Regions from separate parts of the Mus musculus genome. Here region 1 is linked to region 2. The links are chromatin loops, found by intact Hi-C in ENCODE. Cell type or tissue: heart. All regions are shown on one strand. Links, peaks and the distances in the headings refer to the core of each region. The heading gives the core; the rest is flanking DNA.

Region 1 (14,927 bases), core at 4,409-12,408, 78 kb before region 2:
TTTTGTTTTGTTTGGGAGACAGGTAGTCCTGGCAGTCCTGGAACTCAGAGGTCTGCCTGCCTCTGTCTCCCAGAGTGCTGGCACTAAAGGTGTGTACCACCACCACCCAGCTGTTTTTGTTTTTTAAACCATGAAATATATGTATGAAAATATTTTTTAAAGGAATATTAGTTCTGGTCTGACACACAGGGGTCTATTTTGTTGTTCTATTTCAGTTTGAAATTTTAAGCCATGTTATTAGAGTTCGGTGACTGCATTGTCATGTTCAGGTGAATAAAATAATTTTAAAACTTCACAGCCTACAGATCTAAATGGGTAAGGAATAAAGTATGGTTTGATTTTTCAATTAAGTCTTTAGAGCCCAGAAACTTAGTTTTGTGTTTACATAGACTGTTATTCTGGTGTAGAACATGTTAAGTTAATTAAAAATTCTTATATATACTTAGAGTCATTGCTAAGTTGATGTTCAAATCTTTGATTAAGAAGACACAAAGCTAAATATGTTCAGACAGCTGTCATCTCTCCTCTTCAGAAAATAGAGATAACTGTTTTAGCTGTTTTGGGGAATGGTCCCTATATTGATTGCTGCAAATTTGTTTTTCTCTTATATCTATGCTTTAATGATAAAATACTATTGTCTTGATTATGATGCTTGTTGACTTGAAAGTGAACAAAAGCAACATTGGCGCCTCTTCTCTTGTCTCCCCCGGAACAGCTCCTCTCTGTCTTTATCAGAGCATCTCAGTGCTGAGCTGAGCTTGTTTATCTTAGAAGAGCAGGAGGCAGGCTTTTAGGGAGTAAGCTGCATGTTCCAGAATAACAGGCACCAATGCTGTTTGGCTTGAAGAACATTTGATCTCTTACATTAACAGCCCATGTCACTGTAATAGCGAGTACAGTCAGGCTGTTCAGTTTTCTATTATTTTAGCTTTGAAATAACCGTTAGTGCTGCTCCAAACTCCCTGTGTATAAAACTGTACACTGGCTGTCCCCCAGGACTCGTGAGTAAACAAGGTGATATGTGTGGCCAGAGGGAGGATATTTTGTTGGCTTTGTTTTAAATAATAACTGTCCCTATCTGAAGGTGTCCTTTCTGACCCCTGGTGTGCTTCATGATGTGGGTGCATTTACAGACTGAGCAGTATCCTGAGCAGAATTTTGTTTGTTACCAATATTTGTACTTACCGCCTATTAACTTGTAATGTTTATATTTTCTTCTCTTAATAGTGAGGAATTTGGGATTTCTGAAGCATAACCTCAAAGATTGTTTACACTTTGTCCAAATAAACAGTTTGCACAATAGTTGTTGCAAACAGGCAAGCAGGAGTTTAAGAACTATGTTTGTCAGACTCTAATACTATTTTGCTTTGTCTAAATAAATGTTCTGCTGATAATTTCTATGTTGAATAGTTTGGCATTTGGAGTCAGGTTGTGGTGTTGAAAGAATAGAAAACAGAATTTCTGAAATCAAATTGGGTTTCTTTTTGAGAAAATCTCTTCTTTTACTGACAGACTGTAGCCTGTTTTAATCATGGTGAAACTGGCCTGGATTATTTAATTCCTTCCTTCTTCTTTCCTTTATTTCCTAAATTTGTTTCCTCACTTTTATTTTTCTTGCATAATAAAATGCAACTAGGCCACCCCAGTATTTCTAATTTAATATACAAACACACACATATACACAGCTAGCACAAGAATAATTGGTCAAAAGGCAAGCATCTACCCAGGGAATTGTTCTAAATACTGAATGTGTCAGTGTGTTTTGACATGACGTATTTGTAATATCTGTGGATACAGAAAGCACTTTCTGTCTTAGCTGTAGGTATCAAAGCAGTAGTGTGTTTTTAAGAGTTTGTGCTGTGCAGATTCTGGCTTGTGAGGTAATGACAAGTGTTTGCCTGCATAGACAATATATTTTTCTCCCTGAGGTCCCCACACACCTAGTTTCCCTCAAGCTCATCATCTCTGTCAGGTTAATCAATAGGCACCGTATGGCAGAGGGTCAGTAATCAGTGTCATCGTGCCTTTAAATCGTGTTGAAAATTTGCTTAAAGCCTGGGCCAATTAACATCGAGATGATGAATGGATGGGAAGATGGGAAGAGCCTGCCGCTCAGGGGCTTTGTGAGGAGGAGATGCTCAGCTGTTGAGCAGCAGACACCAGCGAATAAAATCAGCCATTCATGTGAGCTCAGTCCACCCACTCTTAATGATAATGTCAATCTAGCAAAATATATACACATTGGAGTTGTCATGAGTTCATAAATCAAAGGAGTTTGTCAAAGGCATTCAGATTAACGAGGCAGCAGCAATAACAAGTCAAATTTGCATAGAGAATTGCTTGAATCTCAGTAAATTATGATCCTGTTTTTCATTTGATTATTTGCTAATGTCTCAAGAGGGAGAATGATTATATTAGCATGCAAAATCTCCTCCAGAAGTAGAAATCTGAGGTATGGAAGACCAACACACTATGACAATTAATCAGTTTCTGCATACTAGCATAAATGCACAAGGCCCAGAAATGAACTTCTTTTTTATTATTATTTCTCCTTGCTACTGATCCAAATGGTTCAGCTTGACAGAGACTTTATATTGCTTTAACAGTGTTCTGAATTGTGCCTGCAGGCAAGACATAGTTATGCAGCTATAACCAACCTATCCATCTGCCAACCAGATTGGAATTCTCCTATCCAAGGCTTCCATTAACCCCCACTGACAGCTCCAAACAGGATTAAGAATTTGGAAGCATAAAAAATAGTTGTTCTTTGCAAATACACACAATCCCTTTGCATTTTGAGAAAGGCTGCATCTGTAGTATTCTTATAATTAGCGTCAGACAATGTAGCAGGGGGATCAACCCACTTGGCAGGTTTTTTGACTTCTGTCCTAGGGAGGAAGGCAGTGCGGATGGCAGTTAGTACTCTTTGGTTTTTTCCCAGGGAGCACTTTCCATTCTATCTGGTTCCTACCACTATGTTTGGATCTGTGCACCGCTGAAAAATAGCCCCCCTTGAAAGCTTGGACTGGGGTTCCATAGAAGTTAAACACTGTGTGCAGACTTTGTTTGATGTTGCTGTGGTGTAATAGAGTGTGCCAAATGGTGAACTTGCCAGAGAAGCTATTGTCTGTGGAAGCATGCCAGAGAGGATTATTTTATGAGGATACTTCAGGTCTTCCCTAAAAACTGGTCCTTGGATACAACTGAACCTTCAATAAGCTTCTAAACTTACTTACTTCTCCCATTAATCCCAGGAAGATTCATTAATTTTTTTTTCAAATGCAGAGTGTGGTGGGCTTTTGTTTTGTCTTTAGAGAGAGTACCTTACTCTGTAGCACTTGCTGGCCTGTGACTCACTACTCAGACTAGGCTGCCCTTGAACTTTCAGTGATCCTCCTGCCTTTGCCTCCCAAGTATTGGGATTACAGTCATTTTCTGGCCAGCTCTGTGTGTGTGTGTGTGTGTGTGTGTGTGTGTGTGTTTTATGTCACCTTTCACTGAAGAGCTTTTATTATTTTTTTATGTAGCTAAATTACCTTTTAAGCTTGTAAAAATACCTTTTGTTTTTGTAAACTGGAAGCCCTGTGTGTGGAGGTTAAAGTTACTGCCGAGTCGCAGGACAGGTGGTGTGGAAGCAGTGTTACTCCAGTCCCTAACTCGCCTGCAAAGCTTACCACGGGATCGTTTAGCTGGTTACTAGAAATAGTCTTAGGTTCTTTTCTTCATATGTGTTTGCCATTCTACATGACAGTGAACAGTTGGATTCTGAAGTGCTTATTTGTGTGGTTGTGTGTGCATGCACATATGTACAAGCATGTACATGTCATAATGAATAAATATATGGAGGTCAGAGGACAACTCTTGCTTGGCTCTCTCCTGCCACCTTGTTGGATCTGGGAATTGACCTCAGGTTATCTCTAAGGGAGTCTCTCTCCCCTATCAACTGTCTCACTAGCCTGAGTTCCACCTTAAAAGGGTTCAGATTCAGGGATGAAATTTGCCAGCATCTACCTGCTTTGCTTCAATAATAACTGAGTCACATACTCATTTGAATTATTACAGTGAAAAATGTAGCATTGGGACTAGAGCTATGATTCAGTGGTCAGGGCCGTTCTGGCTGCTCTTCCAGAGGACCTGGTTTTGATTCCCAGCACCCACGTGGTGGCTTACAACCTTCTGTAAGTTACTTCAGTCCCATGAGATCCAACAGCCTCTTTTGGCCTCCATGGGCATAACGCCCAAACATACAGACAAAATACACAAATACATTAAATATGTAAGTATTAAAAAAAAAAAAAAAACCCTGAAGCACAAGTCAGAAAACATTACTTCTAGTTTTGAAACTTGTGATTTTACTTCTAAGTGATGTCTTTTCATACTGGCCTTGAACTTACATCTCACATCGATATTTCTCTCTCTGCTTCCTGAATGCTGAGATTAAAGGTGTGCACCCCATACCCAACTGGGTCTTATTTATTTATTGAGCATCTATTGACCCTATTTTCTGTAACGTGTTGAGCTGTGGAGAAAGCTATGATGGTATTTTAATTGTCACTTGAGTCAAGATTTTTTAAAATTTACATTTAATCCCTCCCTCCCCACCCCCATCTGTGTGTGTGTGTGTGTGTGTGTGTGTGTGTGTGTGTGTGTGGAGAGGCAGGAAGTTAAATGTATAAATGCTGGAGCACTCATAAGATAGCTTGCAGGGGTTGGCTCTCTTCCTACACTGCAAAGGTCCCAGGAATTGAACTCTGGTCACCTTGGTGACAAATATCTTTCACTGCGCCTTCTCACCAAGCTTGGAATTGAGAATTGAGACTTTAGTAGACGAAGGGATAGGAAAGCAGGCTCCTATCATAGGCGGGGGCGATTCAGTTAGCAAAGCTGTGACGGCGTATTTATAACTCTAGCACTTGTTGTCTACACACCGAGTGCAGGGTCATCCAGGCCCTAGAACAAAACTGTGGCCAAAGAGAAAGAGCCAAGTGTGATGGCACATACCTGGGACCCTAGCATTCAGGATGAGGCAGGAGTATTGTCACAGGTAGAGGCTGGCCTCAGTTAAACAGTGAGACTCTGTCTGAGAGTCTGAGAGGAAGGAGGGGAACAGAGGGGGAGGAAGAGTAGAATGGGAAGGGAAAAGAATGAAAGGAAAGAAGTAGAAAATTGACGAATGGTAAACGGTGTGTGCTTTGTGGAAGTTAAATTGGCCAGGTTACTAGGGTTTTAATGTATTGAGCTGGGGACAGGGAAGTAGGACCATAAAAGTTTCCAACTCTTCTGTGTACTGCTGGCTGTGCTGGAACTTGCTATGTAGACAAGCTAGCCGTGAACTCATAGACAAGTGAGACAGTGAGGATCTGATTAGAAATGCTGCGGAGGGGTTAAAGATTTAGTACGCTAAATTTGGATGTGCTGATTTTGAGACAGTTTATCATCTGACTCCTTTGTGAGACAGGTCTTATTGTGTATTCCAAGCTGGTCTTGAACTTGCAAGAGGAGTCCACCTGCTTTAGCTTCTTAAGTACTGGGATTAAAGGCACATGCCACCATGCCATCTCAGAACCTCTCCCCCCCTCCCCCCCGTTACATTTTTTTTTTTAACCTATGAAGCTGTTTAATGAGGTTAACAATTTAGAAGACCAGTTTGTGAGGATACATCCCGTTTGTCAGGGAAAACTGAGAGCGCAGGTAGCCCTGGAGCTGAGGAACAGCTTTAATCTTTGGCAAAATCTGCAAATCCACAGCTTTCTGGTCAGCCTTTCGCTGCTCTGTAATCTCGTATTTGTCCTTCTCCGTGTCGAAGATCTCGCCCTCCTGATGCCTGGGCTTGCGCAGCTGCTTCTTGAAGTAAGCATCAGTCAGGTGTTTGGGGATTTTAACATCGCTGATACCAACTTTTGTAGAGGTGGCAATGACAAACTTCTGGTGTGTTCTGCGCAGAGGAACTCTGTTGATGACAAGAGGCCCAGTCACAAGCAGCAAGCCACTGTCCAGCTGCTTCAGGAAAACCACTCTCTTGCCCCTGTGGCGCCCAGCGAGGATGATCAGGAGAGTCCGGGGAGTGATGCTGGAGCGGAGCCTTCTCACGTGCTGGCTGAAGGGCTTCTTGCCATGGCTCAGCAGCTTCCGAGGCACGTCTTCGGTGGGATAATACCTAGGCATTTTTCGAAGCTTCACCACCCGGGTGCCACCGTTCTTGTCCCCACCAACTGTTTTGGTGACAGTAGCAAGGACCTTCTCTTTTTTCTTCTTCTTCTCAACCTTGGTCTTGGCAGCCGAGTATTTCCTTTTGTACAGGGCCTTCCTGGAGTACATAGCAGAACGGGAGTACCTGCCAATTCCTCTCACCAGGACAGGGTTTCGGCTACAATGGGGCTTCGCCTTCTTGGGCTTTTTACCCTTAGGGTGAACCTTTTTGGCTACTTTGGCGGCCCGGGGCCGGGAGGCAGCAGCATCACTGCCAGCCTTCTTGGCCGCAGGTTTCTTCTCCTTTGTATCAGGCGCTTTTTCACCCGCCATCTTGCAAGACGGGAAAGAGAACTAAGGCAGCGGCTTCCGGTCTATAAGCAATGACACACCCCCCCCCCCCCCCCCCGTGACATTTTTATTGCCAGTTACTTCTGAAGATATTTTCAAAAAAAAAAAAAAAGGCATTTGCGGTCTGCCTAAACAGTATCTCACTTTTAAGAATTATTAATACTTTATCTTCTTATGCCACCATCCTCTCTGTTATCAATATTATGTCTCAGCCTGGGCTATATCTGAGACCCTGTTTCAAAAAAAAAAAAAAAACACACCCAAAAAAATTAAACTTAAGCAAAAACTGCATCTCGTTTTAATTGTAAGCAATTTACCTAAGGTGGAAAAAATACTTTTGGTGTTAATATAAAAGGTAAAAAGCTATATAGAATTTTTTAAATTTTGTTTTTTAATCCCACCCCTCTGTGTGTGTGTGTGTGTGTGTGTGTGTGTATGTGTATGTGTGATATGACAACCTGGGAGAGTCAGTTCTCACCCTCCACAGTGTGGGCCCTAAGGATGGACTCAGGTTATCAGGCAGTCAGTGTCTGTATCTTTGACAACATCTTACTTACTGGCTCTAGAATCTTTTTCAAAGTCCTATTCACAGATTTTTTTTTTCAGGGAGTTTTTGCTCAAGGACTACAAACACATTGAACCTATTGTTTTCTGTAATGAGGTGTTCTGGCTGTTGGAAATAAATTATCCTCAGCAGTCATATTTGCTTAGGGTTTTGTGACAGGATGTAAGTTTCGGGTACTGAAGAAGTAAGTTTCTAGACTGTGTACTGAATGCACGAAGCCCTGTATTTGATTCCTGGGACCATGTAAAGTCATATTTGCGGGTATATATGACTATATCCATATTTGCGGGTATATATGCGGGTATATATGACCATATCCAAGCACTGGGGCAGTAGAGAGCAGAGGATCAGAATTAAGGTTATCCTCGGCTACAAAGCCAGTGCCAGTAGAGATGGGCTACACGAGACCCTGTCTCAAGAGGAATAAAAAAAGTCTCAGTTAATTTTTGGGGATTTTCTTCCCAAAAGTTTTGACTAACAGCTCCCCTCTCACCCTGCTTCTTATTTCTGTATTTTCTTCAGGTTAGGCCTCTGTATTGTTTTTCTCCTCACTTTGACAGAATAACTGGCAGAAGGAAGCAGCTGAGTTGAGGAGGCCTTTATTTTGGATCACAGTTTAGAGTCCATCATGTCCAGGAAGCAAGGGAGCCTGAGGACACTTAGTCTCTGGCATCAGGAACATGTGGTGGATGGTCACATTGTGAAGAGAGGCGGGAAACAGAGATCTTAGGTATAAGATTGCTGAGCCCACCTTCAATGACCCACCACTGCTAAGCCATGTCTCTTCCACCTAGGGGTAGTAACCTCCCAAGAGCAGTGCACCAACTAGGGACCAGGCTGGAACACGTGAGTTACAACAGACAACAACAGCCTCGTGTTTCCTTTCTGACAGAACAGTACAAATCATCCCCTTATATTCTTTACACACAAGTACCAAGTGCTCATGCCGCCACGTTCTCGTTATCTCCGTGCATACACACTCACACTGACATGCTTTTTTCTGAACCATTTGAAAGCTAAAGATTTACTACATAATGTAAGATCAAAAGCAGGAAATGAAATGTGTAAAGAGATGGACGTATCCCTATCGTAGATTGGTACTTGGCAATAAAAAGAAGGAGCATGGTGGCTCATTTCTATTACTGTAGCACGTGGGAATCCAAGGGGTGCTGTGAGTTCAGACCAAGCTGTGTGAGCCACAGTGTGAAACTGTGTCTAAAATGAGGGGACCAGAAAAGGAAATAATAATTTATATAATCATAACCTGAGGGCTGGAGAGATGGCTCAGCAGATAGGAGCACTGACTGCTCTTCCAAAGGTCCTGAGTTCAATTCCCAGCAACCACATGGTGGCTCACAACCACCCATAATGAGATCTGATGCCCTCTTCTGGGGTGTCTGAAGACAGCTACAGTGTAGTTACATATAATGAATAAACAAATCAAAAAAAAAAAAAAACCGAGTAAATCTCAAAACTGTTTTGATGAGCAAGGAAAAAGAATAGATTCAAATGCTCATGTTACCTGAGTGCATTATATGGCATTTTGGAAAAGACAAAATAATTGAGCTAAAACAAAATAACTGATTTTCAGTGGGGAGAAGATTGACTGTAAAGATTTGAGGGAGTGGTAAACTTGTCAGAGCTTGACTGTGTTACAGGTACAAAGCTATATACCCCCCCCCCCAAATCCATGTCTTCACATAAGGAAGAATGAATGTTGCAAAACATTGAATTTAATATTAGCATATCTACAAGGTTTTACTTAGATTTCCCCCCAGTTGTTCAATATTCGCCTTTATGGGGGGAAAAAATCTCTGATCACATATTAAAATTAGTCGTCTCTGGTTTCCCTTTACGAAGGAACTATTACTCATCTACTCTATGACTGACGTTGTTGTTGTTGTTGTTGTTGAATTAAGGATAGTTACTTTTATAGGATTTCCTGCATTTCAGGTTAGTCTGTCACCTTAATGAGTAGGTGGGGGTGTGCCCGCACACAGGTACACATGACCACTGCACTTATGTGTGGCCGTCACCCACCTCCCACCATGCTGCAGACAGGATGTCTTGTTCATTCCTGTGTCTGACAGGCTAGCTGGCCCACAGGCTTGTCTGCCTCTTGTGCAGCAGGAATGCTGAGGTTAGAGAAGCTGCACATGAACTTTGGGGATCCAAACTTAGATCTCTATGCTTGCATGGTAAGCACTTTTGCCACTTAGCCATCCAGAGTAGATGTTTTCCTGTTTGGGTTTAGGAAACTAACTTCAAAGGTGATTTGTTCATCCTAAATATGTTCGTTTATTTTAACTTTTTCATTTGTATGTGTGCAGGTGTTTTGTCTGCATGTCTGTCAGTGCACCATGTGTGTGCCTGGTGCCTATGGAGGTTGGTAGAGGGCATCAGATCCTCTGGAACTGAAGCTACAGACTATTGTGAGCTGCCGTGTGGATGCTGGGGATTGAACCCTGGCCTTCAGGAAATGCTTCTGCAAAGCCATCTCTCTAGACCAAGAGACCAGTGCATTGTTTGCCCGATTTCTTCACTGTAGAGTTACTATTTTTTCTTAGTATCTTATGACGATACAGTCAGAATTATGTAACAATTTTACTATTTATAAAAAGTGCACCTGCTATTTTAGTAGTCTGCTAGTTTAGTAGCCTCTGGGTGATGCTTGCCTGTGTCAACTAGTTCCTCTTGAGTTTCTTGACTGTAACTTAATTTGTTGGGTAGAGCAGTTGGGTACCTTTCTTGTTGGGATTCGGTCTCACTAAGAGCGTGGACAGTAAGTCCTTGGACACTGAACTCTTCTGAGTGTTGGTGGGGAGGTTCCTAAGGACCACCCAGATGATCTATTAGGCTCATGTGGCAATTTCATCATTCTTTGTTACTGTCAAGTTGGGAGTGATTATTCATCTCTAACTCACTGACACTCCACATGTCTCCTTCAATATTGGGTGGTAACCAGTTCCTTGCCCCTTATATTCCAATCACTTGGCGTTGCTACTGTCCCATTTAACAGTTGTGCTGAATTTTTCATTCTTGGTTGGCTTTCTTTTAACAATGACTTGGCCAGAATAAATTTTTGGCTATCCTATTAAAACAAAACACTAAATAGCTCTAACAGTGTCTACAGATTTTTACTCCTTTTTCTTGTTAAGAATTCTTAACAATAGCACCTAGCCTTTAATCCTAGCACTCTGACAGAGACAGAGAGTTGTAGGCCAGCCAAGGCTGCATAGTGCGGCCCTGTCTCACAACAGCAGTGTCTCGTTTCCTCATCTGCTGTGCTTTACAGGCGTTAGCTCATCTCTTCCTTGTGAGTCAGTAAACTCAGGAGGAACTCGGACACAGGCAAGAATCACCCAGAGGCTCTAAGCTAAACAGTAAACCTGTCCCATGATTTCAAATGTATTCCTTTTTTTCTTCCAAAACTGAATATCTTAGATGTTGATTTATAGCACAGTGGTGATTATATAATTTTAGGCATTAGGAAATTTTCCAGATAAGTTCATATGTTAGAAATATATCCTGAATCTAAAAATAAAGTAACTCCAGTTAGAAAAGTAATAGCCAGGCGTGGTGGCGCACACCTTTAATCCCAGCACTCGGGAGGCAGAGGCAGGTGGATTTCTGAGTTGGAGACCAGCTTGGTCTACAGAGTGAGTTCCAGGACAGCCAGGGCTATACAGAGAAACCCTGTCTCGAAAAACCAAAAAAAACCAAACAAACAAACAAAAAAAAAAAAAAAAGAGAAAAGTAATGATTTTATATAATGTAACAAATTTGTCAGCTGTAAACTATAAACAGTTACTTTTAATAGATAATTCAAATAAATGTAATTGGGATTTTCTGTTTGTTTTGCAAATGGCTAACATTTGTTGCCCTTGGTTTATTTTTTGTTTTCGAGGGTCTCATTAGCAGACCAGGCTGACCTCAAACTTGAAACTCAAAAGATCCTCCTGCCTGTCTTCCAAGTGCTGGGATTAAAATTATAAACTACCAAGCTCAGCCAATTTTGAGCACATTTGAATCTGTTTTTAGGTGAATTGTTCCTCTTCAGTATGTAAAAATCCCGTTGACATTTTAGGATTTTGTAGCTACTATTTGAACTGGTAGTGACAAAAAAATCCCAAAGTACAGGTTAAACACTAATTGTGTTAATAAGAACTATGCTCGTTTTTGTGTAAGACAGAAAAATCAAATGTGAGATGAAAAGAGAAAGTTTTGTGGTTTTTTTAGAGTCTAAACCAGTATCAAGCAACATTTAAGATAGTTGGAGACTAATTACTTAAGTGAATGTAATAATCATGATTCAAGTTGCCATCAGCTAAGTGTGGGGTACAACTGTGGCTGGAACTTGCTCTGTAGACCAAGCAGGCCTCAAACGCAAAGATCTGCCTGCCTCTGCCTCCAAAGCTCTGGGATTAAAGGCGTGTGCCACTACCGCCCAACACAGCCTAGGACTTTCTTAACATCCCAGTGTCAAAGTATGATAAACTAGACTTCTAGCCACTGTGATCCTTCTGAGTAGTGTTAAAGCAACAGAATCCTCCCAGCCAGATCCCAGCTTGAATTTATATACATGGGCATATGGTTTCCTTTACACGTGTGTATGTCTGTATGTATATAAATCTTCAAATGCATAACCATACATGGTGTTCTAGCTTACAGAATTAGAAATGTAATGTAGTTTACTCCCACAGAATAAGATTGAAGATAATGAGAACTGAATTAAGGCTTACTTTCTTTCACAGAATTCCTCAGAGAGAGAAGACTGTAATAATGGCGAACCCCCTAGGAAGATAATACCAGAGAAGAATTCACTTAGACAGGTATGAAATTCAGTCTTACTTAAAATAAAAAGCTTCTAAAAAACAAAACAAAAGACAGGAAACCCTTGACTGTCATTCTTAAAAATTGGAGTTTAAATAAAGAGCCCTGTGTTCTGAAGTTGGTCTGGCCCTGGCCATCAATTTCAGTCAGGTAACATTATTTAATAGTCAGAATATATATTAAATAATTAATTTGAAGTAAAGAGGTCTTGTTCAGGCAAGATGACCTTAAGTGCTTCATAGAATGGACATGGAATAGTTAACACTAATATTTATTTCCTAGTAAGGATTATTTATACATTTTATTTTTAATAAGAAAATTCTGAGACAGGGTTTCATTAAGTAGTCCAGGCTAGAAGACTTGAATCCTAGCCTCCTCCTCTGCATCCTGAGTGCTGGAGTTATGCACCTGTACCTCGTTCCTGGCTAAGGTTTGTCAGCCATTTAAATAACAACAACAGAACTGGAACAAAGCTGCTTTCCGTTGTTTGAGTTTGTCTGATTTCTTTAGTTCCCCAATCCCAGGTGAAGTCTACCATCGATGGTGACTTTGAGCCGTCTTTGTGGGACTGGAGAACTGGTTCAGTGCTAACGTGCTTGCCCTGGAAGCCCGAGGACCCGCAGTGTGGCAGGCCACTTCTAAACCAGCATTGGGAAGGGATTACAGGGGTCCCAGGAGAGGGCCTCCACATGTGTGCATACACGTGGGTGACCTTGCTCACATGTTTGCACAGTACAGACATAGGGGAGAGAAAAATACATATAAAGCCCTTTTCCTGAGGACTCTGTGTCCTGCTCCCCAGAGGTAACTTGTAAACTTGTGAAAGTTCAGGCCCCTTTTTTTTAATTATTATTTTTCATTAAAATATCCAAAATAGTGAATGAAAAAATGTCCTCACTACCTGTAAAATCCTGTAATACCTTCACTGTGTTTTAGACAGTGAAGGTACAGAACAAGTCACTAAATTGCTTATTGATTAAATTATTATAGGTAGAAAATAACTGTTACCTAATCATTTTTAGTATAAGATTGTATTAAATGGGTAGCAGTACAGATAGTTTTAGTTGGTTGTGTCTATGGCCTTCGTTCTAGGACTTAGAGCAGAGATGTGGTTTGTGTTGGCTACCCACAATGCATTTATTTATTTCATTTAATGCTGCGATAACTCTGCCAAGCTGGTAGAGGTGATGATACAGTTTCCAGTTTACTGATGAAGCAAGTGGAGGCTTGAAGAGCTTAGACTTAACCAGAGCTGCTCATTGATTTGGAACTCTGACCTTGCTATTTCCAAAGAACTTCTACTTCAGCCTTAGGGTCTGGTTTTCATAGCTTTATCCTAAAGAGAAAGTACATGAAAACATGCCACAATTATTTATTTATTTATTATATGTTAACTCCTTTTCAGATAGGCAGTTTCCTAATTTTTTTTTATAAAAATAATTGTTTTAAATAGAATTGAGTCAATACAGGAAGCTTTCAAAACAAACAAATTGATGTCAAGACGATTCGTTTTAATTATTTGGAGATAGACACCAGATCTGTATGCGAAATCAATAGAGCGATATTGCATAAGTAAACTTGGAGATGGAAGCGCTATGTCCACTGCACAGAGGCGACTGTCAGAAAGCAATGACACAACAAAAAGTTTTGGCAACTTTATTTAAGCTAACAAACGAATTTTCACTCTGCAAAGTTATAAATTAATTTTAATAGGCTGATCCAGATGGTCCATTTGGAAAATGGATAGGCTGATCTGTTGAAAATTAAACTAAATTTATCTCTCTCATACTTCAAACTGAAGCAAGAGAGAAAACCGTGCCTATTAAGTCCAGCACATACAGATGGACCAGCAGGTCACACATGGGACTAATCTGATTCATTTTAAAAATAAATGCATACATTATTGAATCATTTTCTACTTGGAAGAAGATCTGTTGTGTACAGTACTTAAAAGAAATTTGATGTTTTCTCCTCGTTGCTGTTTTAACAGGTTCGCTTCTCCCTTTCCTCTTTAATTTACACCCCCCCCCCCTCAATTCCTCCAGAATGATGTTTCTAATATCTGTCATTGAGTGTTGAGATCCAAGCTCTGGAGATTAATTAGGTCATGAGGCTCCCCCCTCCCTTCTTTGTAAAGGGTTTTATCTCCATTCTCTTTGTGAAGAGCATGAACTCAGTGTTCTTGGAGCCTTTAGAATTGGGGAAGTAGGCGATCCTCCTGGGGCCCTCAGAGCCTTTTAGCTTCTGGGTGTTTTAACAGCCCCATGAATGCAGATTTGTAAATTTATTGCAGCGCCATCTGGTTTTTTGCTCGAACCAGATTACTGTTGGCTTGTGTCTGTCTATTGTGGTGGTCACTCCCTGGGAGCTTGCCCTCTCCATCTTGGGAAAGAGTGATGAATAGCAGGGGTCAATGGAAGCGGGTCACAGGGCAGCTGTCCGCAACCGCCCTGAACTTGATTACCCCGCTGCTGATTTTTTTTAAGGTAGTACATAATACACAAGCTGTTTAAACTCCTCTTTTTCTCTGTTGCATCTGACAATAAGGAAACAACGTTTGCTATTTTGTTTGTCTAGTGTCGAGATCTATAGACAAAAGGATGTCAAGGCCAGCCTAAAGTGACTGTGGCTTCATGGGGTCAATCTCTGAAGTTGAAATTCACCTGCACATATTTCTGATAAGCTTTCAGGAATCTCTTACCCTTAAATATAAAAAATTCACTTGAATTCTAACAACCTATTATTGTTACAACTAGACTGTAGTTTATATAGATTATTCTCAGGCAAAGGATTGCCATTGTTGTTGGGACATGGCTACTAAATGGGTAATTTGAAAAGCCATTTTAATATTGGAGGAGCTGAAAGAAGGGTTATTGCTATAATTCTTAGAGACATTAGAAGAATAATGGAATATCAATATAAATATAAATAACTTTATGCCAAAAATTGGCTAGATAAAATGGGCAGATTCTTTGAAAAACAACTCACA
Region 2 (14,927 bases), core at 3,673-11,672:
ACCCTGTCTCAAAACAAAAGACCAATATATATGTCCAGTAAATATTAGTATTAAGGAAACACAATTTTCTGGGTGATAACTCAGGGTGCACGCCTTTATCCCAGCACTTGGGAGGCAAAAGCAGGCAGATTTCTGAGTTCGAGGCCAGCCTGGTCTACAGAGTGAGTTCCTGGACAGCCAAGGCTACACAGTGAAACCTGGTCTCAAAAAGATAAAAGTTTGTATTTCACCCTTTTTTTCCTTCAGGGCTGGGGATGGAAACCCTGTGTCTCCTTCACACCCCCGGAATGTCTCACCAGAGTTTTGACTGTTAAGATAGTGATACCTTTTTAAGTTTAATGTCACTGTGGGAGGCGTGCATGCCATGGAGATCAGAGGCCAACTTTGTAGAGTCGGTGTCTCCCGCCACCTTTATGTAGGTTCTAGACATTGATATCAAGTCACTAGACTGCATGACAAGTGTTCTAATCCTCTCCCCACCTTCCTGACCTATCGATCCCCACTCATGTAGAGCCTAGACTCAAGCGTACTGTGGAACTGAAGCTGACCTTTAATTCCTAACCCCTCTGCCTCCATCAGCCAAGTGCTGGGGTTGCAGGTTCCGTGCTTACCAAACGGAATCATAATCGCTTTTTTAAAATTGTGGTGCTTAAACCCAAGGCTTTATAAATGCTAGAAAAATGTTCTTATTAGCCTTGAAAGAATCCATACTCAAAAAAAAAAGACTCCAAAATATGGATAAGTTGATTCCAGTAATGTATAACAAAGCCATCCTCCAGCAGAGATGGGTGTTACAGGTACAGTAGAGAAGACTGACTGAGCACTTAACAATTAGTGGATTCTTATGGCGCTAGAGCTTAAGGCTGGGGCCTTTTACAAAGTAGACAAGTGCTCTAACCCTTGAGCTATGTCCTCAGTGTTCAGTTGATGTCGTCCATCTCATCCACAGGTAGACTGCATGGTTACAGTAGCAACAGGTCAGTAAAAGCATTTGACAAAGGGCTGGCAGTAGTTTAGTGGCCAAAGAGCACTATCTGCTCTTCCAGAGGACCTGGTTTAATTCCCAGCACCCACGTGACAGCTCACAACTGTCTGTAACTCTATTTCCAGAGAGTTTAACATTCTCTTCATGCCTCTCTGGGCACCAGGCAATGCATGATACGGACAAAACGCCCATACACATAAAATAATTTTAAAAAAAAAAATCACTTGTCAAAATCCAGTGCCTACCAATGATGAAACTCTGAGCAAGCTAGGTGAACTTGCTCAACTTGATAAAGGAACCATAAATTTAAACTATTAAATGTCACTGTGAAGATGACTTGAAAGATGGGGAGAGAGAGCATCTGAGCTCTGTCAAGTGGCCCAGCTTTGAAAGCCCTGCTTCCCAGCATCCACCAAGGCCAGGAGTATCCTCTTCCGCGGTCTCGGGAAGTGACTGCATAGTTCCATCGGAACCATGCGGGCTGGAACCATAGTTCAGCAGTTTTGAGCAATAGCCGTTCTTAGAACAGCTCACAACTAGCTATAGTTATTGTGGGGTGGAGGGGTGGGGGCCGGGGGATCAACACCCTCTAAGCCTCTGGTGAGCACTGGACAGACACATGGTACACAGATAAACATGTAGGCAAAACACATACAACAATAAATGTTTAAAATGTTTGTAGTGTAGAGACTGAATCTCGAAATGTAGTTCAGGCTGACCTCAAGCTGGTGACCTTCTGCCTCGGTTTCCCAGGCATATGACTAGGTTTCCCGGTCGGAAGTGTATGCCATCACAGCAGCTCCACGTATATTTGTTTTGTTTTGTTCTTTGGTATTTTTGAAAAAGGGTCTCTCTGCAGGTCTGTATGTCCTGGAACTCACTCTGTAGACCAGGCTGGCCTCGAACTCAGAAATCTGCCTGTCTCTGCATCCCAAGTGATGGGATTAAAGGCATACACCACCACTGCCTGCCTTTTTTTTTTTTTTTTTTTGTTATAACAAAGATGCTTTCATTTGGGAGGCAGAGACAGGCAGATCTCTGAGTTTGAGGCCAGTCTGGTCTACAGAGTGAGTTCCAGGACAGCCAGGGCCACACAGAGAAACCCTTTCTCAAAAAACTAAAAAACAAAAGAGCAAATTAGACAGTAGACTAACTGTAGTACAGTCATACAATGGGATATTGGCCACTAATCTTTTAAAGGGGTAAAGTAACTGCTTTTACTTATAGTAACAAAAACAAACAAACAACAACAAAACATTGTTCTAATATTTGAGTAAAATAAGCTAGGCACGGGGCTGGAAAGATGGCTCAGCAGTTAAGAGTGCTCTTCCAGAGGTCCTGAGTTCAAATCCCAGCAACCACATGGTGGCTCACAACCACATGTAATGGGATCTGATGCCCTCTTCTGGCATCTGTGTCTGAAGAGAGCAACAGTGTACTCATATACATAAAATAAATAAATAACATAAAATACATAAATCTTTAAAAAAGTAAGCTTGCACAAGCAAATGTATGCAGCATGTGTGTGTTTCTATGAATTCGAGGGCAGGTAAAGATCAGTGATGACATTGGGGTGCAGCAGACACTGACTGGCAGGGTTGAAAGTCCTTTCCAGGAAGTTAGATGTAGTCTGCACCTGATTTAGGCAGTGTTCACTCCCTCATGTGCAAAATTAGGCTCTGACCCCAGAACAGCCAACCATTAAAATTTTCCAAGTTGCTAGGCATGGTGGCGCATCTCTAATCCTGGCACTCAGGAAGCAGATGCAGGCATATTTCTGAGTTTGAGACCAGTCTGGTCTACAAAGCAAGTTTCAGAACAGCCAGGGCTGTTATTCAAAGAAATCCTATCTCGAGAAAAGAAAAAACAACAACAACAAAGAATTTGGCAAGTTGTTGACCATATGTGGGTAGCTCCAGATTGGCCATGGTAGGACTTTGTGAATCATGAGAATCTATAAATAGTTCTTCACATTAAGGAAGTTTCTTTTTCCTCTAAGGTTTGCTTTTATTTTATGTCCATGGATGTTTTGCCTGCATGTCTATCTGTGCAGTTCATTGTCCTCAGAGGCCAGATGATGTCAAGTCCCCCTGGAACTGTAGTTACAGATGGTTGTAGGCTACCATGTGGGTGCTAGGAATCAAACCTGGGGCCTCTAGCCAGTGCTCTTAGCTGCTGAGCCATCTCTCCAGATCTAGGAAGGTTGTCAGCACACATTTCCGGCATGTCACTACTTACTGCGGATCACCCCTTAACTCCTGATGGTCAGTCAAAGGAACTCGAAGGGAGACAAGACCAGGGAGGTACTAAGGAGCTTTCTCCTCCAGCCCAGAAGGCAGTGTTGACAAGCCAGCATCCTCACTGCCTTTTTGCCTCGGTAATAAGCGTGGTCCCTGTGTTGCTGAGATCAGTTGTTGCCCAATATTTGAGCTTTGCATCCTAACGATGCTTTGCATCCTAACGATAGTGAACTGCTTCCTGTCTGTGATGAACAGTGAAAGAGCATACCTGAGCCTCTCTGTAGGCTCCTTCAAACAAAGAGGCTTTTGATTTTGAGTTCAAAGTCTTAACTCTTTTTGTCTCTGCCTCTTTAGGAGCATTCTGGAAGAGTTTTCCGCCTCCAGTTTGATGAATTCCAGATTGTCAGTAGTTCACATGATGACACAATTCTCATCTGGGACTTCCTGAATGATCCAGCTGCTCACGCTGAACCGCCCCGCTCCCCTTCTCGGACATACACCTACATCTCCAGATAAATAACCCAACACTGGCCTCATAATTGCCCAGGTATGAGAGAAGAAGCATGCACGAGCCCCGTGCTAGGAGATGGAGGACTGGCTGTGGGTGCTGCCCACTCCCAGAGCCATCTCACTCTCAGACCATTTGTGTCACCCATCCCTGTACAACAGGAAAGCAGAGCTGACAGCATGAGATAAGGCAGGGGCTGCCCCAGTGAGCACCACTCTCCCCAAGGTACAGTTCCAGTTTAGAGGATTCTTCTTCTGTTATTATAGTTCCTTCAGTACAAATGTTATCAAAGTAAAAGGACATTTGAACAGTTTGAAAACGAGTGAGCCCGAGCCTAGCATTTATAGTTCTTAGATGAAGTACCTACAGGGGAGCCCCTTCCAGGCTAACTTATCAACGTGACTGGAAATGGCTCAAGCAGCAGTGTGCCACTGACATCACACAGCTCTGCGTCGCTGCCACGTCATTCTCGCTGGGAACAGAAGGTGGCTTCCTTGCCTCTACTTTCTCTGCAACTTCTACAGGAGAATACCTGGTTTGTTCAGCCCCAGCAGCTACTTGAAGTTAGTACCCTTCCCACATCTCTAGCACCTCTCTAAAACAGAATAAAACCTAAAGTACCCGTGCATTCTGTATGAGTGTGTTTGCCGTTGGCATCCGCTGTGGTCACTGGCTCAGACAGGTTAGGTTATTGGCTTTAGGAACTTAGCACCAGCCTTTAGCTCCACGTCACTTCCTGTTTCCCACACTACCATTGCCTTGTAGTTACCACAGATGTGCCTTTCACTACACCCCTGCACCTGTCTTTCTGAGGGGGTGATCGGCATCTGGGGGCTCCCTCAGTTTCTCTGCTATCGTAGAGGACACAGTTGCTAAGTCACACTGTCACACGAGCTGCCATACCCTGATGAGGGAAGTGAGTGTAGGGCCCACTCACAGGTCTGCATGAAGACAGTGTTTGCAAAGCTCTTAGGACGTCACTCATCTTTTTATAAAGGTAACCGTGGTCACGCTCCTGTACCCACCATATACTTATCTGCTCTTTCTGCCAATGTTTGGTTTTTTTTCCAATGTAAGAGCATTTTGCTGTTGGGGTGGAGGCCCCTGGGGTATTGAGAACCTGGCCTGGTTCATGCTAAACACCCGTTTAACCACAGAAATGTGCCCCTAACCCTTGCCGTTATTATTCTTCCTAACTTTGTTTACATCTGTTTCCTCCTCTCGCTGCTGAAACAGACACTGCCCTGAGAGCCTGGTTTGGTCTTTTTGAATCATCATCTAGGCTCCCTTCTTAGGCTGTCTTCTCTGTTTCTATGGCATTAGCTCTCACTTCTACATAGAGGAGACAGAGCTTTTATCTCCAGGCTACACTTCCAGCCACCACCTACACCCTCAAAGGGATCAGGAGCACGGTCAGAAATCCGCCTGCCTCTGCCTCCCAAGTGTCGGGATTAAAGGCGTGCGCCACCACGCCCGGCTGAACATTCTCTTTTCTTAAAGCAAGTAAAAAGTACGGGGAAAGGTGCTGATGACTGTTGGCTGTGTTTTCACACAGGACTCGTTAATGTTGCAGTATTTAACAGACCTGCCAAGACCAGGATGAACAACAATCAAACTCCTACCCGGATTCCCGGACGGATGAGCGAGGAGCAGGGCTTTGAGACTCCTGTTGGGACACAGTCGGTCAGCAGCCGACCAGGACGGCCTGCTCGGCACCGGCTGCCTCAGTGCTGCTATCAGAAGATGTCTTTATCTTGTGTGAATGATTGGAACTTCCAAGCCTCCCTCCCCTTCCCTTCCCCTTCCTCCCTGCACCTGTTTCCCTCCCATTGGGTTCCAGACAAAGATGACTTATAAATATATTTAGTGTTTTGCCAGAATCTCTCTTGCTTTGCCGTTAAGCAGAAGAACTAGTTTCCCCACCTGGCCCACTTCTAGGGGACAGGGGCTGCAGCTTCCAGGCAGAGACTGCCTGGCCTCCTCCTGTTAACTGCAGGAGTGTCCAGCATCTGGCCAGAGCAGTCCCAGCCACTGCGTGGGAGGAGACAGCTGCCTACACATCTTGGAGGGGAGAGAGAGAGAGAGAGAGAGGAGAGGCGCACACACACTGGAAGATCTGCACTGCTGCCTCCCTCCATTGTCTGGGTGTCTGTCCCTCTTCCCTGCTCCCATACTCCATCTTGAGCCTGAGAAGGTGTGCAAAGAGAGTCCTCAGCTAGCATGAGGCGGATCACCTAGACAATGTGACACTTGCAAGAGTTGAGTTCGTCCTTATTTCCAGCCCAGGCTTTTGCTGCAAGTGACCAACCTGGGGCACCAGTGGATTTGTGACCATGACATTGGTCAGTCACATTTGCAGCTTTCTCCTTCCCTGTGCCCTGGGGAAGGGCAGGAATGTCCTGGGCACCATCAGTGCTGTGTCTGCTTCGGACTCAGCGGTCTTCCTCGGTCCCATGTAGAGTGGAGAGGAGCTGCTGATTGCATTCCTCTCATTAACAATTAGATGTGTAATAAAAAGCATTGTGCTTCATCTTAAATCACTGGCGAGGCTTGGCCTGCACAAAGGCTTGGAATAGCCAGCACCAGGCACCACTGCACTCTGCTCTGTGGCTCGAATTTGTTCCTCGACTGAGCTGGAAAGCACCCAGGGACCTGTAACTGCCCACCAAGAGCATAGTAGCCTAAGAGATGGTCAGGAGAGAAACAGATTCTGGGTTAGGCCAGTAAATGTCAGCATCTCAGCCTTCCACTGCAGGTCCTTATGCCGAGTGCTTGCAGAAAGGCGAGGCTGCCAGAGGGGATCAGGGTGAAGCTTGGCACACAGGGTTTACTGATAAGCAAAAGCTGCCTTCTCTTTCTTTCCTTCTCCCAGCCTTATTTGCTGTCCACTTTCCCCAGCCAGTTAGCTGGCAGTCAGTGATGACATAAGCGGCTGCACTTCCACAAGGGCAGAGCTAAGCAGGTCGTGTACACGGCTGCACTGGGCCCCTGCCAGTAGGCTCCAGATGCAGACACTCATGGCCAAACCTGGAAGTACTTGAACTGAAAACCAACTTAGTTACCCCACAGCATGCACAGGGCCTGCCAAGGGGTGACTTAGGCCACAGTGCAGCCTCGGTTTCACTTGGAAGCCAAGCAGTCAGACTGTCATGCTGTTCCTAACCGTGCATTTGAGTTGAAGAAAACCAACTGAACAAGCTGCTTAAAATAGAACGGGGCCCATCACATGTGGTCACAGACAGACCACCTTCACCTGAGCAGGAAGTGGGGCCCTTTCACAACTGGCCCTCAGATAGACCACCTTCACTTCACTGGTTTGCAAGTTACCCCTTGCCCAACGTGTCCCACTAGTGAATGCCATTACGTGCTGGGTCAGGTCACGTGTACAGATTGCCTTCCCTGTGTTAGCCGCATTTCTCCTTTCCCAACCAACCACGTGTTGCAGACTTGTCTGGTTAACCCCGCCGAGTCCCTTGTCTGTTATGTTGACTGTTAATAGTGAAGGACTTTGCTGCAAAACGGGTCAGACATGAAGAGACCTAAGCTGCTTCAAGAAATGGTCTAGTGGCCACAAGTCTACCAGCCCTTCTTCAGTTCCATGCTGCTTTAAGAAGTTAGGAGCTGGAGGACATCTGCCTAGCGTGGATGCCCAGGATTAGGGGGCAGTGTGGGCACTGCTGCAGACTGGTTGGTGCCAGGGCTGTGCTCTCCTCCCAGGTTCAGCTGGAGGGTGCTGTTCTGAAGCCAGCCGGGAAGTGTGGCTGCCCGTTGTCTCAGGCTGGGGTGGACGCTGCTCACTGAAGCCCATAGAGTGGTTAAGCTCTTTCTGCAGCTTGCCCTCGCCACTGCTGATGGAAATGGGAACAAAGTTAAGTGGTCTGAGCACCTGAATTGCTCGCATTTCTCAGCTCTGGGGGTCATTTACCAGTTCATTGTAGAAGAAACAATCAGGTAAGAAGTTCATTTCCAGAGAAGGTGAACCCCGCTTACCATCTCTGCATGATTTCAGTGGGAATTGATTATCACTGATCCCCAACTGGGCGAGATGTAAAGTTTGACCTTTTTAAAAAGAAAAGAGAAACAAAGAACATCTCCACACATTTAAAGGAATAGTAGACAAGAAGCTTCGGGTGTCCTGTGGCTCGGAGACGAGAGGAGAGTCTCGGGTCAGGCTTGGTTTTTTGTTTGTTTGTTTTGTTTTGTTTTAACTAAAATCTACTTTCCAAAATAAAGGCTGCAAGACCTTCCCTACTGACAGGCTGAGGTCCTTAGGCAGCTGAGTAAAGTGCACAGGGTGCCTGCTGGAGAGCATGGCTTCTGTCACACTGACAGTGTCTGGACAAGGCCAACCCATGCCTTGCTGCTCATGTGGGAGAGGGAGAGAGAGGGAGAGAGAGAGAGAGAGAGAACGCGCGCTGTTTTGCCTCTGCTGCTAGGGATGTCCTTTCCTTTGAAGTATAGTTAGAAAGTGGGTGTGAATTATGGATGGAAAGCCTTTTACACTTGTCCCTTGGCTAAATTCTTTCTGATTTGTCCTAACTTTAGAGACAGAAACTGTTTGGAACTCTGTTGACAAGTAATAAAGTCTGGCTCTCAGTAGCTTGTTTTGGAACTGAAAATGACATCGAGGCTCCTAAATCATTCTGTAAGGGGAAAAAAAAAAATTTTTTTTAACAATCCAAAGCTGCAGAGAAGGCTGTGTGCATCCATCCAGTCCCTTGCCTTGCCTTGCCTTGCCTTGCCTTGCCTTGCCTTGCCTTGCCTTGCCTTGCCTTGCCTTGCCTTGCCTTGCCTTGCCTTGCCTTGCCTTGCCGGCTCCTGGTCTGAGTGGCTGAGGTTGATCTGCTTGCTTAGCAGTTGTCCAGAGTGGAGAATACTGAAAGTAATTAGGGCTGTGGTGGTGTTAATTGTCTTAGCATCTTCCCTTTGAGCTAAATTGTGATACCTTCCTGTCCTGAATCTGAAGGAAGGAGGCCCACTCAGATTAGTGCAGGCCTGCGGGCTAGGTGTGTTCTGAAGGATGCCTTCAGGTGGAGATGAAGCATGCAGGTACCCAGCCCTGTGGCTGCACCCTTTGGTGATGGCCAGTTTACAGTGGAACTGCAGGCCACACTAATCTCTATCCCCGTTTGGTTACACTCAGCAGTTTCGAATGCACCAGAGACCTCCAATAGGGTCAATCCTAGACTCACGCACATGACCTGTGGCAGTGTAGAGCCCACGTAACCACAGTGAGTGCAGTCAGTACGAGAGGGAGCCATCCCCGGAATAAAGGTGAGCTTTGCTGCTGGCTGTCTTGAAGCGTTAGTTCACGGAGGATATCAGAATCCTTAAAGCCAAGGAGAGAGACCAAAGCAGGGAGACAGTGGCTACTGGCTTGCGGGAGGGATGGACTGCGCTGCCGCCCAGGACCCTCCATGGCTAGCAACCCTGTCTCAAAACAAACGACACTGGCCCAGTGCCTGTGGCCTAAAATTCCCAGAGACAGTTGACTTCCCAAACACTCGCTTCTCTACAAACTCAGTTATCTGACTTAGCTTCTAAGTAGGAGGGTGGGGATGGTATGTGTCCCTCAGACATTTAAGGAAAGGTCCAATAGGTTCGATCTCTGGGTATCAAGGAAACCGATACCTTCCCAAAGCGGTGACCCTTAAACCCTAGCAAACTGACTGAGGGTGTTCAGTGGACGCCAGCATGGGAACAGGCCTGGCAACAAGTGTGAGCCAGGGCTTTTGCTTGTTCGCTTTTTGTTTTCTAGATTCTCCAGTGCTGACCGCTTTAATTTTTGTGATTATGTTGTAGTGGTGTGTAGTCAATGTACCAATATGTTCACAAGTTAGGATGATGGTAATAGTGTGTTTTGGTTTTTTAACTGTTTGGGGAAAAAAAGTAAATTACAAATACAAGATTAAAGCGAATTTTCTAAGTGTCTTCTCTCTTTGACCCAACATCCTAAGGATGGTTGAGTTTTCCAGCATACAGATCAAAGAAGTATACAGTAAACATATAATTCCTTTCATGAGGTCAAGAGCCATTAATCAGGAGCCAGATCATGCCATTAATACCAGTACCGGGGAGTCAGAGGCAAGTGGATCTCTTGAGTTCAAGGCTAGCCGGTTTTCGTAGTTCCAGGCTAGCCAAGGCTATGTAGTAAGACCCTGTCTCAAAACGAAGGTCCCACCAGTTGTGCATGCTGTACTTGGGAGGTTGAAGCAAGAGATTCATGGCAAGATCCTACCTTAAAAAGATGGAAGGAAAAAAAAAACCCTAAAGTCAGGACTGACTTGTAAAGAGACAGCCCCTGCTGTGCACGTCATCCTGTGCTGTGTCATGAAGAGCCAGTGAGGTCTGACGAGAGTTGCTCATCATGACACACACACCTCGAATCTGAGCTATTCTCTGCTTTGTTGGGTGGAGGCCAATCTGCTCCATCACGTGTTCATTCATAAGCCACTTGGGGGTGACAGTGCTGCTCTCGAGTGAGCCCCTCTTCTCCCCCCAGGACCAATACACAGAAAGACGCACAAGATGAAGACCATCAAAAGGAAAGACTGCCTCCTGCCCCTCCAGGTGGTGACCCACGCAGGATTCTTATCAGAACCGATTGATCTTTTTGTTAAAAGACCTATGGGCTTTTACTGTATCTAGTCCTTTCCCTTGGCAGTGGCCACATTGTTTTTCCTGGGTACTGTGACCCCTAAGGTAGACTTGGTCTGTGATCAATGTCACTGGCTTCCAGTGGAGCTTAGAGAATGGTAGTGTAAGGTCTCCTGGCCTTGTTTAGGTAAAAACAAGCATGTCTGCTCCCTTAACAGGAGAACCCAGAGAGTTACAGGGACAGGGTGTCAGCAAATATCCCTCCATTGCTACCAGCAGCTACTAGATAACAGCCTGAGCCATCTGGCTCCTGAGCCCAGGACAGAGTCTGAGGCCATGAGCCTAGACCTTAAGCCTAGTGTCAGACCCTGTTCCCAGGTGGAGGTGCGTGGCCTGTTCTAGGCGACAGCCCTTTGGTGGCCCTTTTTAAGGCTAGGCTGTAGTTCCTCTTCCCTTTAAACCTAGGATCGACCGGGCAGCCATCAGCAATGACTAAGAGGAGACTTTGCTTCTTCCTGATTGGCTCTTGCCAATTAAGAGCATTTTATTAGGCTGCTAATTAAAGGCACTTCGTTAGCAGCAGGAGAGGCCGGGTGGGTGCCTGGTGAGATGGAGCTGAAGCCAGGAGAAATTGTTTTCCTCCCCCATGGAAGCAGAACCTCTCGGAACCCTGTCAGTCCTCCAGCCTTTCCTGCTGCGCCCACCACGCCCCTTGCTTTCAATTAGTAGCTCTGAGGGGAGCGAGGTCATTACCAAGCCCAGGTCCAGAGCTCTCACCACTACCTCAGGCCACAGGAGGCCTTGAGGAGCTGTCCAGGGCCCCAAGCACCTCCTCCAAGGAAAGTGGCCAAGCAGCCCAAAGAAAGGTGGCACTTTTTACCCTCTATGCCTCTAGTGAATATGTCATGTGGTCCCCGTGGCTGAGGCTGCCCCCAGCAGTCACCTAGTAGATGACAACAATGTAACTTCCCTCACCAGGAGCCCCTTGCTGCATAAGGCATGACTTTTCTATCAGGAAGAAACAACTCTCCCAACCCCCATCGCTTTCCTAGAGTAGAGCCCCCCATAGGGTCACCAAGAGGGGCTGGTGGCTGAGGGAATCCCATGGGGTTCTTATTTCAAGGACTGGGAATAGAACTCTGGGCTTTGCACATGCCAGGGAAGCTGTAGCACGTGAGTGCATGACCTTGCTCAGGTGGCCCCGAGCTCACTGTGCACTTGAGGCATTCATTCCCCCACCTCCCGGCATGGCCCAGGTAGGCTTACCCCAGGCAAGCCTTTGCTTCCTAGGAGAGAGGAGGGCTTGGCTGAGACTTAGCACCTGGGGGCTGGCATACAGGGTCATCAAGGACACCCCTCTCCAGAGCTCCCCTCACCCCTTCACTTAACTGCAGAATTAGCACCAGCCTGGGCTGAGAGGGCAGATTTATGGCCGGGCCCACCTCCCTCCATTTAACCCGAGGCCGGCCCAGGCTCCAGACACTAAATTAGATTTTTGACAATTAGAGAGACTAATGGGCACACAGCCATCCCCAGAGCCAGATATCCAGCAAGGCCATCCTATAACATCCACCACTGGTTAGTCACCCTCCCCCACTGTCCCTCTGGTCTCCCATGGGTGGCATCTCTCCCTCCGAGCTCTGTTCTACCTGCACTTTGGAGATGGCTACCAGCTTCCCTCCCTCTTCAAGCCTCTGGCCCGATGCTGGTTGGCGCTGGTCCTTTGCTCTCTGTTCTCCTGTCCTGTCCTCCTTGTCCGTCCATTTCCTCCTTGCCTACAGGTCGCCTTCCTCCATCCTCACCTTCCCCAGGCCTATTCACCTGCCATCTGTCGCACTACCTACAGCAGACTGCAAGCCCCTTGAGGGCAGGGCCTGAGCCCTGTCCACACCCTAAATTTAGTCCAGCACTCCACAGTGCTTGCTAAGCATCACCTGAGCTCCTGTGTCCTCCCCTTGAGGCCCTGGCTCTCCACGACATCCATGATCTTATCCTTGGGATCTCGAACAAGGCCCATCCCTGTGGCCCCTGCTCTGGCTTGGGCTGACTCCCTTACCCTGCTGGGTCCTCAGCTCTGGCCAGCCTTAAGCTGGGTGGTAATGAGATTGCAGTAAGTGGCGCAGGGGGGAGCTGCTCACACTCACTCAGGCAGACTCATAGCTCTGTCAGGCTGATTGGTCCTGAGTGGAGGCACAAACGGCCCCCCATGGACACGCTGAGATTGGTTATAAAATTACAAGCATTTGTCCTGCTGTCAGTGCCTCCCCTCCCTCCCCTCTGCCTGCCTGCTAGTTCCTGGCTCCCCACCCGTACTCTCTCCCTTGGGGTCAGTCCCCACACCCTAAAGAACTGGCCAGGGGCCACCATAGCATATAGAACTGAGAGTCGGAGGCCACTAACTCTCCATCAGTATGCACACAGCTCCAGCCTGTCTCAGGTGACCCAGTCCTATGCTCAGGGTTCCTAGTCTCTGAGTGTGGGTGGGACCACACTCACACTAATAGGCCTTAGAACCCTCAAAAGAAACAAGGCCTCAATACACCTCCATGGGGCAACCAATGTCCTAGGCAGAAAGAGTGACTGACAGGTAGCCAGGGTGTGCTATGCCAAAAGGAAGAAGCAGGAGAAGCCAGGCTTCTCAGAGAACTCCATCTCTCCTCCACTCTGGTAGCCAGTCGCCTAACTCAGGTAATGAAAAGTCTGCCTTCAAGGAGACTCCCAGTCCCTACCACACACCTTGCTGTGGTCTCAGAAGTCTGGGCCAGAGCAAAGGCCAACATGGCCCAGCAGAGCCTTGCTGTACTTTCTAGTGAACAGACTTAGTCTCCTAGCCTGGCCCCTGTATACACCCCCTTTGGCCTTGGCAAGAGCCCAGATACCCTTAGAATGTGTACCCAGGGGCTGGCAAGATGGCTCAATGGGTAAGAGCACTGACTGCTCTTCCGAAGGTCCTGAGTTCAAATCCCAGCAACCACATGGTGGCTCACAGCCATCTGTAATGGGATCTGACACTGTCTTCTGGTACGTCTGAAGTCAGCTATAGTGTACTTGTGTATAATAATAAATAAATCTTTAAAAAAAAATATGTGCCCAGAAATTCTAGACAGCCCTTGGGGCTTCCTGTGGCTTCTGGTATCTGCAGGGGCTCACGGTTGGGTTTGGTAATGATCTTACTCCCCTCTTCTGATGACAAGGACCCTTATCCCTGGGACCCTAGCCTCAAGATCTTCTGACCAACCTTGATACTCCAATCCAGACCTTAGTCCTTGACTGTACCCCCAGTTCCAGCCTTGGTCTCTATCTGGGTGTCCCAGGAGCTCTGCAGTCAGTTTGGCTCCCCAGCTCCAAGGGAGAGCTTATAGGAGCAGCGGCGTGAAGTGCTTTCTCTGCCACTCACCCATTCCCAGGATGCACTTGCTTTCATTGGGGTGATGATGGTTCATTGTCCACCAAGGATGGTGGAGCAGGGCCTCCTGTAACCATCATCCCTGTCCAGGTCCACTCTCCTCCTACTTGGAGGATGAGAAGAGGACCAGAGACCGATTGTCTGTCCTCTGAGTCCCAGCCCTGGAGTAGACTCAAGGTCTGATGTTCTCTTGGATCCCCAGGAGTCCCCAAAGGGTTAGGGAGACCTGATACCTCCACCTGGTGCTCCTGTAAAAAGGCTGCAGGTCCCTTACTGGCCACCAGATGTCTCCTTGGTCCAATTGGCCAGGCATTGCCTTCTTCATACTGATGTCTCCACCCCAACACACTCTCCCCAGACACAGCACAGCTACCCTCAAGATTCCCACCTGGTTGGCTGGAATTCAGAGCTCCCCTGTGATTCATGGCCTTCTGCCCAAGGCAGGGTCCTCCACTGCCCCTTCACACACACAAACACACACACACACACACACACACACACACACACACACACACACATGCATACACACACATACACACGCACATGGCCCATCCAGTCAGATTCCCCAGGCCCAAGGCTAAGGTCAGTGAGCAATCCAGTGATCAAGTGAGAGCGAACTGTACTCCTTACTGGAAGCCATAGGCTGTTTGGAGGCCCCGTTGTGTTTGAGGAACAAACACAAGCCTCCCAAAAGTCCAGGAAGCTGGTAGGGTCACAAACTCAGCTCTGGGTTAAACCCACAGCTTATCATTTACTGGGTGTGTGACATTGGGGGAGTTCCCTGACCTCAGTTTTTCACTTATAAAATGGGGCTAAGAAGGGAACCCTTCACAGGCAAACACATGTGCATTGTCCAGTCCAACAATTTAAAAAAAAAAATTCTACCCAGAGGCCTGGAATGGTGGTGCATGCCTCTAAGGAGACAGAGGCAGGTGGATCTCTGAGTCTGAGTCAGCCTGGGCTATATAGTCACAAAAGCAAAACTATAATTAATAATAACAATAAAGTCCCCAGGCATGTGCCCGTGGCAGAGAAAGATGTAGGTTAAGGCTCTATGAGGAGCCCATCCCAACACAGCCAGGCTAACAGCACCAAGAACTGGGAGGTGGACTCCCCTTACTACAAGAAAGACTTTGCCGGTTCGAGGTACCGCGAGGAATGGGCAGGCCTGGGACACGAGGCACAGAGATT

The links. A loop is a pair of places that touch in the nucleus more often than their neighbours do. Peaks named below come from ENCODE experiments on the same cell type or tissue, not always from the same donor. Only the 100,000 strongest peaks of a DNase experiment are listed, where the experiment ranks them.
Region 1: it touches region 2 in a loop (2.1-fold over the local background); 3 of 42 quality-filtered maps call a loop at or near these places.

Annotation. Positions count from the first base shown.
Region 1 is chr19:45,444,674-45,459,600 of GRCm38, forward strand. It overlaps Btrc (beta-transducin repeat containing protein), which reads left to right. Exons shown (of 15, transcript NM_001037758.2): 3 at 11,860-11,937. It also overlaps the pseudogene Gm6807. Among named protein-coding and RNA genes, the nearest start is that of Btrc, 88 kb to the left of the region's middle. In heart, for the core only: no CTCF peak of the experiment used is centred there; no DNase peak of the experiment used is centred there.
Region 2 is chr19:45,523,685-45,538,611 of GRCm38, forward strand. Btrc (beta-transducin repeat containing protein) reads left to right here. Exons shown (of 15, transcript NM_001037758.2): 14 at 3,580-3,772; 15 at 5,289-9,659. The coding sequence ends at 3,741. Among named protein-coding and RNA genes, the nearest start is that of Gm19639, 13 kb to the right of the region's middle. In heart, for the core only: no CTCF peak of the experiment used is centred there; a DNase peak (open chromatin) is centred at 6,737; H3K27ac peaks cover 2,986 bases; H3K27me3 peaks cover 1,325 bases.